Linked DNA regions of Homo sapiens: all the other regions are linked to region 3. Evidence: chromatin contacts called from ENCODE Hi-C or POLR2A ChIA-PET data. All regions are on one chromosome and are shown on one strand. Each heading gives the region's core, a stretch centred on a gene start or an enhancer-like site at or near the end of the contact. The rest is flanking DNA. Distances are from core to core; before and after follow the strand shown. Region 1 overlaps TBL1XR1 (TBL1X/Y related 1). Region 2 overlaps TBL1XR1 (TBL1X/Y related 1). Region 3 has its middle 39 kb from the start of LINC02015.

The links. A loop is a pair of places that touch in the nucleus more often than their neighbours do. ChIA-PET counts read pairs that join two places held with the same protein, here RNA polymerase II (POLR2A). Pooled maps may share reads with other maps.
Region 1: a map with no recorded cell type shows a loop between it and region 3 (7-fold over the local background). The contact joins two enhancer-like sites. A Hi-C loop is called at or near these places in 1 of 37 single-sample maps with no recorded cell type and 6 of 50 pooled maps. POLR2A ChIA-PET finds 5 or more read pairs at or near these places in 1 of 52 experiments (activated CD4-positive, alpha-beta T cell).
Region 2: a loop to region 3 is called in a map of naive thymus-derived CD4-positive, alpha-beta T cell, with 3 times the contacts of the local background. The contact joins two enhancer-like sites. A Hi-C loop is called at or near these places in 1 of 168 maps with a recorded cell type or tissue (naive thymus-derived CD4-positive, alpha-beta T cell) and 5 of 50 pooled maps. POLR2A ChIA-PET finds 5 or more read pairs at or near these places in 2 of 52 experiments (MCF 10A and Panc1).

Annotation. Positions count from the first base shown.
Region 1 is chr3:177,144,029-177,148,107 of GRCh38, forward strand. All of the region lies in intron 1 of TBL1XR1 (TBL1X/Y related 1), which reads right to left. Among named protein-coding and RNA genes, the nearest start is that of TBL1XR1, 51 kb to the right of the region's middle. RefSeq lists a silencer at 513-807. Within about 2 kb of position 1,548, at least 8 of the 41 ENCODE cell types and tissues checked have a DNase peak (open chromatin) inside an H3K27ac peak, as active enhancers do.
Region 2 is chr3:177,124,898-177,129,098 of GRCh38, forward strand. All of the region lies in intron 1 of TBL1XR1 (TBL1X/Y related 1), which reads right to left. It also overlaps the pseudogene RNU6-681P. Among named protein-coding and RNA genes, the nearest start is that of TBL1XR1, 70 kb to the right of the region's middle. Within about 2 kb of position 1,347, at least 2 of the 41 ENCODE cell types and tissues checked have a DNase peak (open chromatin) inside an H3K27ac peak, as active enhancers do.
Region 3 is chr3:177,775,418-177,780,148 of GRCh38, forward strand. No RefSeq gene overlaps it. Among named protein-coding and RNA genes, the nearest start is that of LINC02015, 39 kb to the right of the region's middle. Within about 2 kb of position 1,279, at least 6 of the 41 ENCODE cell types and tissues checked have a DNase peak (open chromatin) inside an H3K27ac peak, as active enhancers do.

The DNA of each region.
Region 1 (4,079 bases), core at 298-2,797, 630 kb before region 3:
TGAGGTAGGGAGTTTAAGACCAGCCTGACCAACATGGAGAAACCCCGTCTCTACTAAAAATACAAAATTAGCTGGGCATGGTGCTATATGCCTGTAATCCCAGCTACTCAGGAGGCTGGGGCACGAAAATCGCTTGAACCCCGGGAGGCGGAGGTTGGAGTGAGCTGAGATCACACCACTGCACTCCAGCCTGGGAAACAAGAGCAAAACTCCGTCTCAAAAAAAAACACAAAGTGACATATTCACAGCATAAATTTTTGACTCATGGCACTGACAAAGAAAGAGGCAGTTACTAAGTACAACATTAAAGAATCGTTCTCCATCTTAAGCCAAGGTTAGAAAACGTTTTTCTGTAAAGGGCCAGATAGTAATTCTTCCAAGGCCAAAGGTCTCTGTTGCAACTACTCAACTGTGTAGTTGTGAAGTGAAAGCAGCCATAACCTGGCCGGGCGCGGTGGCTCACGCCTGTAATCCCAGCACTTTGGGAGGCCAAGGCGGGTGGATCATGAGGTCAGGAGATCGAGACCATCCTGGCTAGCACAGTGAAACCCCATCTCTACTTTAGAAAAAAAAAAATTGGCTGGGTGTGGTAGCGGGTGCCTGTAGTTCCAGCTACTCAGAGGCTGAGGCAGGAGAATGGCGTGAACCCAGGAGGCGGAGCTTGCAGTGCGCCGAGATTGCACCACTGCACTCCAGCCTGGGCGACAGAGGGAGACTCCGTCCCAAAAAAAAAGAAAAAAAGAAAAAGAAAGCAGCCATAACCTACACATAAATTAATCAATGTGGCTGTATTTCAATAAAACTTTACACATGAAAATTTGAATTTCATGTAATTTTTAACTTGTCACAAAATAATATCATTCTTTTTTGATCTTCTTTATTCAATTATTTTAAATTATGGAAAACATTTTTAACTTGTGGATCACAAAAAAACAGGCTGGCCACATTTGGCCTGCAGACTGCAGTTTGCCAACCCCTGCTCTAAAGCTTTAAAACCAAAACTCAAATGCACAGGCTGATTTTGTTGACTGTTTAATTATAACTTCAAGTGGTACCAGGCAAGCTTAACGAACAGGAACCTAGTGGTTATCAAACTGGTTTGTCTGCAGGAACCTTGGAAAGTCCCTAAAACCGTAACATAAAGACATTCCACTATAATCCTATGTGATCTACACCAGAGGTATGAAAACTACAACCGGAGGCAAATCTGACCCACTGTGTTTTAGTAAATAAAGTTTTAATTGAACAGAAAAGCTCATTTATGTACTATTTATGGCTGCTTTAGCACTACAATGGCAGCACTGCATTGTTTTTTTCAGTGACTGTATATCTGGCTCCCTATAGAAAAAGTCTGCTAACTCCTAACCTGGGTAAACAAATATGTATGGAATACAGAGACCTGACAAGGGGGACATAAGCCACCAAGATAGAAAAATAACAGCCTCTCAAAGTTCGCAGACCCTCTAGAATAAAGGCAGTAAGGCAAGGTATCCTTTAGACAAAGCTCTATAATTACATCACAAGTACTGTGATTTCCCTCTTGGCTTTCCACAAAGATCAACAGCCCCTTACTAAGGTAACCATGTACTTGAAAAGTGAAACACCCAGACCTTTCTGGGACTATAAAAGCTAACTCTTAAATCTCTAAAAGACCCAGATAGCACCAATGTGGCACATTTGTCAGAAAGAGGAATGACAGTGGTCAAATAATAAAGTTTTGGTCAAAAGTCCATTTATCAGAGTAGATTAACCCTCCCAATTTATTGGTTATCTTCTCCAGGTGTTGAACATATAGTTGCAAAGGGCAGTCTTAGTTTTCCAACAGACAAAATTCCCATACTGATGCCATGACAGGTGGAGTTGCAGGGTAGTTTTTATCAGGAAGTCTGATGGAGATCCCAGGAGCTCTCCCTCCAAACAAAAGTAATTTGCATTCCTGAAAGAATTGTCAAAGAACTGAAAGATGCAAGGATTGCAATTCCTAGCAGGTACCTACTTAATACAACTGTCTGGCTAATACAGAAAACAAATATTTTTAGAGGATGACTGTGTTTTAATCTTAATGACTACAAGGAAGAGCTGGTATTCATATGTGATCTGCTTAGTTCAGTACCTGATATGCAGCTATCATTCTGGCAAAGGTTTCTCTATCTCTACAAACAGAATTTCAGAAGCAATTTGCTTTCATTTGGCTTGTACAGCAGTACATCTTCACTATACTGCCTCAGGTTAAGTCAGTTTTCTGGCTTTCATATGATATGCTTTGTTTGTTTTGAGATGGGAGTTTTGCTCTTGTTGCCCACGCTGGAGTGCAATGGCGTGATCTCGGCTCACTGCAACCTTTGCCTCCCGGGTTCAAGTGATTCTCCTGCCTCAGGCTCCCGAGTAGCTGGGACTACAGGCATCCGTCACCATGCCCAGGTAATTTTTTGTATTTTTAGTAGAGATGGGGGTTTCACCATGTTGGCCAGGCTGGTCTCGAACCCAGGAGGCGGAGGTTGTGGTAAGCCAAGATCACGCCACTGCACTCCAGCCTGGGCAGCTGAGCGAGACTCCATCTCAAAAAAAAAAAAAAAAAAGTTGTATTCACTACTACTTTTACCAAGATCATCAGAAAAATTCTAAATAACAGGAAGCTATCAAGCTCACAGTATCTAATAATTTTCCAAAACCCAAACTATCACGTGAAATCTCAGATTTTATCACTGGCAACAAATACCGTCCGTTGTTTTCCTTAAAGTAAAAGCTCACTTTGTTTGAGAAAATATCTCTAAAATGCTCATGTCAGAATCACCATAGTGAGTCACTGTTTCAAGCGAAAATTAAAGAAGGCTGGTTCTGCTCATAACTCAAATAATGCCCAAGAGTTTTCCCTCTGAAACCATCATACTTTTGCATTCACAAGTATTTTATGAACATTTCCCATTTCATCACAAAGACCATTAAAATGATTCAGATTCAGATCATGATTTTTTTAGATTAATACTTTTTACTGCTTCATCAAGGAGATTCCTAAGACTTTTTTTTTTTTTTTAAGAGATGTAGTCTTACTCTATCACCCAGCCTGGAGTGCAATGGCGTGATTTTGGCTCACTGCAGCCTCAACCTCCTGGACTCAAGGGATCACCACAGCTCAGCCTCCTAAGTAGCTGGGACTACAGGCACGCATCACCATGCCCAGCTAACATTTTTGGTTTTTTTATAGAGACGAGGTCTCCCTATGTTGCCCAGGCTGGTCTCAAACTCCTGTGCTCAAGCAATTCTCCTGCCTCAGCCTCTCAAAGTGCTGGGATTACAGGGATGAGCCACGATGCCCGACCAAGTAAAACTTCGTTTACTATAAATATGTGGTGATGGTGCTGCAGAACATAGTTTGAAGAAACTGCACTGATTTTTTCCTAACCAGCAAGTTTTCCAAAACATCACTTTTGAGCCAAAGTGCAAATGTCAACACAGTGAAAGAAAGTACTTATGATTATTAAATTAGTTTTACTCTGAAAGGGTCTTGGGTTCAACAGACAGCGCAAAATGTATTTCTCATTTTTGTTGTCAGCTACAGGTTGGCTACAGGCATCTTCTTCATTCTGGAATCTAGCAAAAGAAATAGTCTTTATCTGGCCCATTTTTCTTGGGGCTGAGGAAAATTAGCAAAAATCATTCATGCAATGGCTCCTAATAAGGCTTCAGCTTAGACATGACAAATAATCACTTCTACTCATCTTCCAGTGGCCAAATCAAGTTCCATGGCCATTCCTGATGTCCACAGGAACAAGGAAGTACTCCTCCCACAAATAGGAGGTCCTGTAGGGAGAAGCCAGTAAAGAAGGGAAGCAACTGTTTTTGAATAATGTGATCTACTATAAGCAACAATTAACTCTTGAGTTCCTCTCACCTCCACACCAAACAGTACCACATTTCACAGGGGACACAGAGCTACCTGGTAGCAATATGGTAACACCCAGAATCTTTCCACCATTAAGAAAGTTATCTCTGTGAAACAGACACTTAGCTTTTGTCAACAACCTTACTTATTCTGGCTACCATGGAAACAAGTCCGTTATTTTATAATTTTTTTGTTC
Region 2 (4,201 bases), core at 97-2,596, 650 kb before region 3:
CCCTACTTCACACCATATAAAAAATTATCACAAACTGGGTTATAGAACTAAGAGCTAAAACTCTGAAACACTTAGAAGAAAACATACAGGTCAATCTTTATGACCTTGGATTAGGCAATGGTTTCATAGATATGCCACCAAGAGTACAAGAAACAAAAGAAAAAAACAATAAACTGAGATCATAGAAATGTAAAACATTTTCATTTCAAAAGACAACATCAAGAAAGTGAAAACCCACAGAACAGGACAAAAGTTGTGTAAATCATATCACAGATATGAATCATAACATTTGCATCCAGAATATATGAAATACTACAACTCAATAAAAGACAAGCCAATTTTGAAATCTGAACAGATACCCCAAAGAGTAAAATACAAACGGCCAATAAGCATATGAAAATACGCTCAACATCACCAGCTATCAGGAGAAATGCAGAACAAAATCACAATGAGGTGCCATTAGGATGGCAATCAACAAAAAAACAGTGATAAGGGTTGACAAGGATATGAGAAAGATGAGAAACTGAAACCCTCATTCACTGCTGGTGGAAATGCAAAATGCTGCAGTCCTTTGGAAAACAGTCTGGCCGTTCCTCAATTATTAGCATTTAATTAGAAATAATGAATTAACAGGATTTTAAAAAACATTTAGTATAAAACTGACAAGTGTCTTTTTTATTTCACAAGAATGAAAAATATACATCAGGACATGTTTCATATATGAATATATATATAACCAACGACTACAATAACTCATTTTTAAATTCTAGGAGGCAATAAAACAGCCAGTATACTTGACGTGCCATGGAGAAGTGCTGGCAATTTTCTTTATGATTCACTAAGACAATTAAAATAGCTCATTTATTTATTCAATTTCCAAGTTTTCAAATTTCCAAGTAAAAAAATTACCCTCCAAACTGACAAAGATTTTATATTTCAAATAGTAAGCTAAGGAATGACTTTTAATCAAATTATGGAATGGGCTATTAATCATTATTAGCCAATACAGTTGATACAGATACCACATTTCTTTTGTTTTTAATTTTTTGGAGTACACAGTAGGTGTATATATTTATGAAGTACACAAGACATTTTGATACAGGCATGCAGTGCGTAATAAAAAATATGAAACACTTTGTAAAACTGTGTGTCATCCTTGTGCAGGGGACATGCTAATCTTTGTATCATTCCAATTTTAACATATGTGCTGCCAAAGTGAGCATCAGTTACCGCATTTTTAAAAAGGTAGTCATTAAGTAGAAGTGGCTCTGTCAAAATAAGACCTGTTAAAGCACAGGGTGCTGAATCCCACACCACTTTCTGACTCAACGGCTAGATATGGGATTCAGCCAAGAATCTGCATTTCCAACAAGTTAGCAGGAGATGTTGATGCTGCCAAGGATCACACTTTGAGAACTACAATACTATGCTGAATCATCTAACACAACAATATTCTTTTTAAGACCAAAAAATGGTAATATTAATAATCCAATCATTTGTTAAACATCGGTTATGTAATAAAATTAAGATACATCAGAGAAGCTTTAAATCATCAGGACTTTCCCAGTGTTGTTTGCTCCAATTAGTACATCTTCTACTAATATGTCCATAAGATGCCTTTCAAGTCCTACATCCATGAAGCCTTCTGATTCCTCCAGCTAGAAATAACTGCTTATTCCTTTGAACCTAAGTCATCACTTGTAACACCCATAAAATACTGCCAACTTGTATTACTTGTTCAGCTATTCACATTCAAGACTTTCTCACCTACTAAACTAAGTTCCATGGTAGCCTACTAACAAGCATTTTCATATCCCTCAGAATTCTTGGCACTGGCTCTCCATAAATATTCAATAAATATGTCTTTAGCAAATAATTAAAATCAATATATCCTTGATTTCATCCCCCATTTTCAGCCAAAAAAAAAAAAAGGGCACAAGTCAAGCTTTTACAGAGAAATGCCCAAATCAAATCCTTTTCAAGTGACTGTACATAATGTACGGTTGTAATATTTAACCATCTAAGTTTAGGCTTAAGGAATAAGAGCATTAGAATGGCAGTTTTAGCAAAACCCAGTTTCAGCAAAAACAACATTCAGTTGGTGAACTAACCTACAGTTCTCTTCTCATAAAATGCGTTCAACAATACAAAAGTTTGATTGTTTTAAAGAGTAATCTGCCACAGATTATAATCAATGTGGAACCTGCTGCCCAAGTATAATTCTTTCCATAATGTATTATTACATTAAAAAACCCTTTGTGTTATTCTATGTATCTCAACATACTGCCACCTGACCTACATACAGAAGCTCAACTTGTATATCTAGTTCCCAAGTCCCTTGAGTCATTTCTTTTATGGTATCTCTAACATCATATAAAACAGCACAGAATTGCAACATCTTAAAAGTGTTTAAAATTATCTGTAATTCTCAGTATCATTAAAAATTCTTCTACGATATAACTCCTTCTACTATCCTTTCATCTGTCTGCCCTTTATAGAGTGTGAAGAAAAAAAGAACACAGGGGACCTAATGTTATTTATCTCCAAAACCTAAAAACACAGTATCTGGTATAGCAGGTGCTCAAGAAACACTTTGGATTGCAATCATTGTTGTTACTTGCTATCTTGTATACTATTCTTCACACAGCTCATTAGACTACTAGTATCAACATCTGGCAATTTAGGGAAGACCTGAGATCTATAACAGCTGCAGATCAAGTCCTAAGTACAAGAAAAGGGTATCAAACATGCAGTTCTATTTAATCTTCAATGGACCTGAAAGTTAGAAGAGACAAGGAAGAATTCACTGTCTGAAACACTATTGAGTCACTTTAAGGAGTTTGGGAGGTTTTTTGTTTAAACATATACCGGCAGTTCACATTTTGGATGGTAGTGTGGGAATGTAAAAATCACCAAGATTTGAAACTGAACAAGGTGATCTTAATCAGTGTGAATTGTTCCATTACTTTAAAAACTTGGTCAAGATATTAAAAACATTTACTATCAGTTATCAACGTATAATCAAAACATTGTAAAACGGGCCGGGCGCAGTGGCTCACGCCTGTAATCCCAGCACTTTGGGAGTCCGAAGCAAGCAGATCACTTGAGGTCAGGAGTTCGAGACCAGCCTGGCCAACATGGTGAAACCCCCATCTCTACTAAAATGCAAAAATTAGTTGGGCGTGGTGGTGCACACCTATAGTCCTGGCTACTCGGGAGGCTGAGGCAGGAGAATCACCTAGACCCAGGAGGTGGAGGCTGCAGTAAGCCAAGATCACACCACTGCACTTCAGCCTGGGTGACAGAACAAGACTCCGTCTCAGGAAAAAAAGACAAAAAAAAAATCATTCTTTTAGTACACTGTAATTTAAAACATTAGAACCGATGTGAACTGTTTTATTTCTTGGTAAATGGCTTATTGAGAACTTTGAATAGCAACTTTTGTTCTCATATAACTTATGACACAGAGAGCAAGCATCTTTTCTGCTTTTTTGGAGACAGGGTCTTTCTCTGTCATCCAGGCTGGAGTGCAGTGGCACAAACACAGCTCCCTGCAGCCTGGATCTCTCAAGCTCACGCGATCATCTCACCTCAGTCCCCCAAGTAGCTAGGACAACAGATGCATCCCACCACGCCTGGTTAATTTTTGTATTTTTAGTAGAGATGGGGTTTTGCCATGTTGCCCAGGCTGATTGAGAACTCCTGAGCTCAAGCAATCTGCCCCCGTCGTCCTCCGAAAGTGCTGGGATTACAGGCGTGAGCCACCGTGCCCAGCCTGAGCCACCAAACTTGGCCACTTATGACACAGAGCAAATATCTTTTCTATTTCTTGGGGAAATTTCTTGGGGCATTTTCACACAACTCTCTAAAGCTTCTAACATTTTATCCTTGAATGTTGAATGTCATGAAATATCTCTGATAGAGTTCCTTTATTGTGAAGTTTTTGGCCAGTGACACTTCCTATGAGGCCATCGTCTTTTTCATCACAGCCACTTTCCTCATTTATGTCCATAAATTCACCTTCACTAAGTTTCTCCAGCTGCAGATTCTCGCAACACTCTCCCCATCAGCTATTTCTTCTATAACTCCACTTACACGTGATTCAAATTTCATGTTCAGCACGGTCATTTTTAGAGGTGGTTTTTGCACTTTAATCTTTGATGACATTAAAGTGTAATCTAAGGGCTATGGGATGCTCAAA
Region 3 (4,731 bases), core at 29-2,528:
ACAACACTAAAGGAAGGGTTCTCTACTAGTCTTATGAGTACCAGGCAGGGACAGTGCAGAGGAATGGTGACTGAATCTGCTTGAACCCTGGAGAAAGGGTATGGGGGAGGAGAAAGGAAAGGCAATTCAGTGAGGGATCAGCATCTGCAAAGCCACAGAGCTGTAGAAGGTTGTCGTGTGTTAGGAACAGGTGAGACGTTCAGTGTGCATGAAGGTGGGGCTGCGGGGTACCTAGTGTGAGGTGGTAAAAGTAGATGCCTTCCCAAGGCCCTAATTAATGAGTATCATCAATTTCAAGAGTATTTCAGATTAGTCTCTGCTCAGGGAAACATGAATGGCTGCAATCTTACAGCTCATATATGAAAGACACTTGGTAGAGGAGCTTCCCCAATTTGGTAATACTAAACATGTACATGATATTGTCAATAATAGGTTGTGAAGCTGAAAGAAATTCTCTCAATTATCATTAATAATAAACAAATTTTGATTAACCATGTTACAGGAAAAATGGAATGATCTTTCTAGTTTCTCTGTAGGAAAGGATATTACAGAATTTTGTCATAAAAAGAAACAGACTCTGCAGCCAAAAATGTAGAATACAGGCATTTAGGGAGACTTGTTAGAACATCAGTACAAATCTTATGTTATCGATACCAATTCATACAAATCTGTTATTTGTTTCTGGGTTTTGTGATATTTCTGGTATTTGTTGGCTTTTTAAAGCTGATATTTTTGCATTTTTCTTTTCTCATTCTGAATAAATATTCACTATTGACTTACTTTTTATAATTTTTCATACAGAGGGCATCATAAATTGTATTAGCTTCTGGTCTCCCTAAACCTCTGTTGGCCAGCAGACAGGAGCTTAGACTAGAAAGGTAGGTTGCCACCAATCTGGAGTCCGAGACTCACAAGATGGTAGAGGACCTGCATGTCCACCTGAGGCTTCCTGTCCTCATCTTACTAAAGAAGAAACTGGGCCCAGAGATGTCGAGTGACTGCTGTAGGTCTCAGAGCCTGCTGATAGCAGAGCCAAGAGTTGGATTTATCTTTGGCTTCCCTAACATGTCTTCCTTATGTCAAGCTCTGCAAAGGGCAAGCATCGGGTAGGAGTCACAAATACGTTGACTCACTTGTTTTGGCCGGTACAATGTTTAAAAAATAACCCAATGTCAATGCTTTTAGGAGGGACTTGCACTCTACCATTCATAGTTTCTTCCATTCCCATCTCCTTACAGCAAGGTGAGGCATGTACTCGCCCTGTGTCACCTGAGAAGGTATCTGGGTTGGGGCAATGGTACTTCCAGAGCAGAGGGGTTTTGAGGCTGTAGGCTTGAGACATTCTCCTCCTGTGACACATTGCTAAGAAATGTGGTGTTCCAAAATGAATCTGCCACAACATCATCTGTCAGCAGCTCTGGTATTTGAGTTCCCGAGTAGGAAAAGAACAAAAGCCACATTCTACCTGTCAGCAATCATGAAATGGTAGGAGGAACTAGCCATGCTGGCTGGTTTGTGGATGTGTGATCACGGGCAGGGAAAACTGGAGGAATGCCAACTCTTTGAGGGAGAAACGCTGCTTGTGACAGCAGCAGACCCACTCAGAGCATATTTCAGCAAGGGGCTGCTTGTATTTAGTTTCAGCCCTTGACCGCACCGTATCTGGCAACTTAAGTTCCAAAGAAAATACAATATTTCAGGTGTTCTTAGCATAACAGTGGACCAAGAGTGGGTATGTTTTCAGTTACAAAAGCAGCTAAAACTTCAATCTCAAAAAACAGGAATCCAAACCATTACATTGCTATAAAATTCTGGCTAATGGACATAGGAAACAGTCTTGTTAGCTGTTGCCAATCCACACCAAGAAATCATCTAAAAAGAATGGTTGTGTATTTGGTCCAGTTCAGTTCTCTCCTGATATCAGACTCTAAGGCCTTCTATAAAGCAGTCTAGACTATTTTACTTGGGGACATATCTAAGGATTTAGCATATATTACATATTATGACCTTTTATATTGTTCTTAACAAAGTCTACATTTATCTAAGACTTAACTATATGCATGGGCTTTACATTTATTATATCAAATTCATGTAACAATCTTGCACTCTTTTCATTTTATAAATAAAGTATCTGATGCTCAGAGAGGTCATATCTTGTATATGATACCGTGATGCAAGACCACATATTTATCAGCAGAGCTAGGACTAGAGCTCAGGTCTCTTGTTCCAAAGTCATGACATACTCCTGCCTCAACACAACTGCCATAAAGAAAAGCTCAAACCAATGTGTACCAGTCAATGTGACTCCCCTGAAGGCTTGTGTTGCACCCAGGTATGGTCCATGGGACTAGGGTCATCACCCTTTAGGCCGGTTGGTTGCATTCACTCTAGGTTGTCTTGCTGAGCTTGCAAGGATTGGCTGGGCAGCTGCCATAATGTCCAATGACTGCCTGCTGCTGAACATAGTTATCTTTTTCCTTCTAGGGAGATGTGGAGCACCAGGGAACAGGTTCACTGAGCCACCTTGTGTCCATCTCTGGGGACTGCATCTTCCCCCACATTCTAGCACCTAAAGATATAGGGGACTCCATCTTCCTTTGCTACCACCATTCTTACATTCTAACCTGAAAGAGACTTTGCCTACATGCCTTTGGTTTTCATCAACCTCCCAGTACCAGCTTATACCTTTGGTGGACAGACTACCTGCTGTCTTAGGACTTGGGGTAATTTATGTAGATTACCAAAGAATATTTTAAATAGTTGGTCGTCACAAACTCTAAATTCTAGGAGAAATTCAGGCTCTGTCCTCTCAACTCCCGTCACAGTCTTGCAAGGAGAAGGAGCTCAGACATGAACAAAGACAAAATTGAATCTTCAAGGACACACAGTGTTGCTTCCCAAAAAGGGGGCAGAAATTTTCAGCAGGAATTGTAGTGATCATAAATAGAACAGAGGAAATTCTCTGAGTCACTTTGGATTCTATCTTTCATCTTTAATTCAGCCATTGTGGAAGCACATACAAAATGATTACATAGTGGTTAAGAGAGTGTGCTCTAAATTGGAAGCATTGGTATGAACTCATTTCTAAAATAAATGTATGTGTATATACATGCAGGTGTGCTCAGGTAAATGTGTGTATGTGTGTATACATATGTGCATATGCATATTGTAAGTGTATATGTATATTTGTGTACATACATATATACATGCATCTATTTCCCAACTCTAGCTGCTGAAAAGACCTAGAAGAAAAAAAAAGTCTAGTAGCAATGAGCACACCTAGTACTCAGATTTTGTCCTCTAATACCATTCTCTACTGAAAGAACAAGGGCTCTTCTCCTCAGAGAAGTGACTAAATGTAGGCCTGGGACAGGGAAAGTTCTAGAAGCTAATGAAACATCTTGTTATGTCGATGAGAAGGGAAGTGTTAAAAAAAATGCTGAGGGCATGTCACAGGAAAAGAGCTGGCAGGAAGTGGCTCCTGTTGCCCAAAACTGAAACAATTTAAATACCAAAATATATAAGGACAGTATGACCATAAACCACTGAAGAAAACAGGAATCCATGAATCTGAACTAATTTATTTAATAATTAGATAAATAAATAAGTGAATAAACAGAGGAAAAAGGAGGACTCTTGCTTGTTGTAGAATGCCAGGTGCTGACTGGTAAATGTGGAGAAACTGCTGGAGTTAGAAAATTATTATTTTATAGCTGTCATAGTCAAGATTGGTCCAGGGCCAAATTACCAATGGATATTAAATCTAAGGAAGAATTTTGATGAGGAGCAGGATATTTTTATGTTTTTAAACTGACTCCCAACAGATTGCCTATTAGTTTCAAGGGAATAATTATATCTACACAGTGTAGAAATCAGACAATGCCTTGATTAGGTAAACAAAATAAAGAAGCAAATAAGCTTTAAAAAATTTTTTAATTTGAGGTGGAGTATCACTCTGTCACCCAGGCTGGAGTGCAGTGGCACAATCTCAGCTCACTACAATCTCTGCCTCTTGGGTTCAAGTGATTCTCCTGCCTCAGCCTCTCAAGTAGCTGGGATTACAGGCATGCACCACCACACCCAACTAATTTTTATATTTTTAGTACAGATGGAGTTTCACCATGTTGGCCAGGGTGTCCTCTAACTCCTGACCTCAGGTGATCCACTCACCTTGGCTTCCCAAAGTGCTGGGACTGCAGGCGTGAGCTATCGTGCCCTGCACAAATAAATATTTTGTACTTCCAGGATATAATACTACGAGAAGAACACAATATTACTTGTGGGGTATTCTGGCTGGATGTATAGCATAAATGTAAGTATAAGGAAACTTCAAAAAACTGAAAATTAGATATTTTCTGTTAGAAAAAGGAGGAAGGAACAGTATTCTTTTTTTTTTTTTTTTTTTTTTTGAGACGGAGACTTGCTTTGTTGCCCAGGCTGGAGTGCAGTGGCTCGATCTCGGCTCACTGCAAGCTCCGCCTCCCGGGTTCACGCCATTCTCCTGCCTCAGCCTCCTGAGTAGCTGGGACTACAGGCGCCCACCACCACACCTGGCTAGTTTTTTGTATTTTTTTTTTAGTAGAGACGGGGTTTCACTGTGTTAGTCAGGATGGTCTCGATCTCCTGACCTCTTGATCTGCCCACCTCAACCTCCCCTGTATTTTTTAAAATGTCAATGACATTAAAAAAAGAAAAAAAAAAAGAAAGAAAGAAGGCTGCAGAAATGTCCCA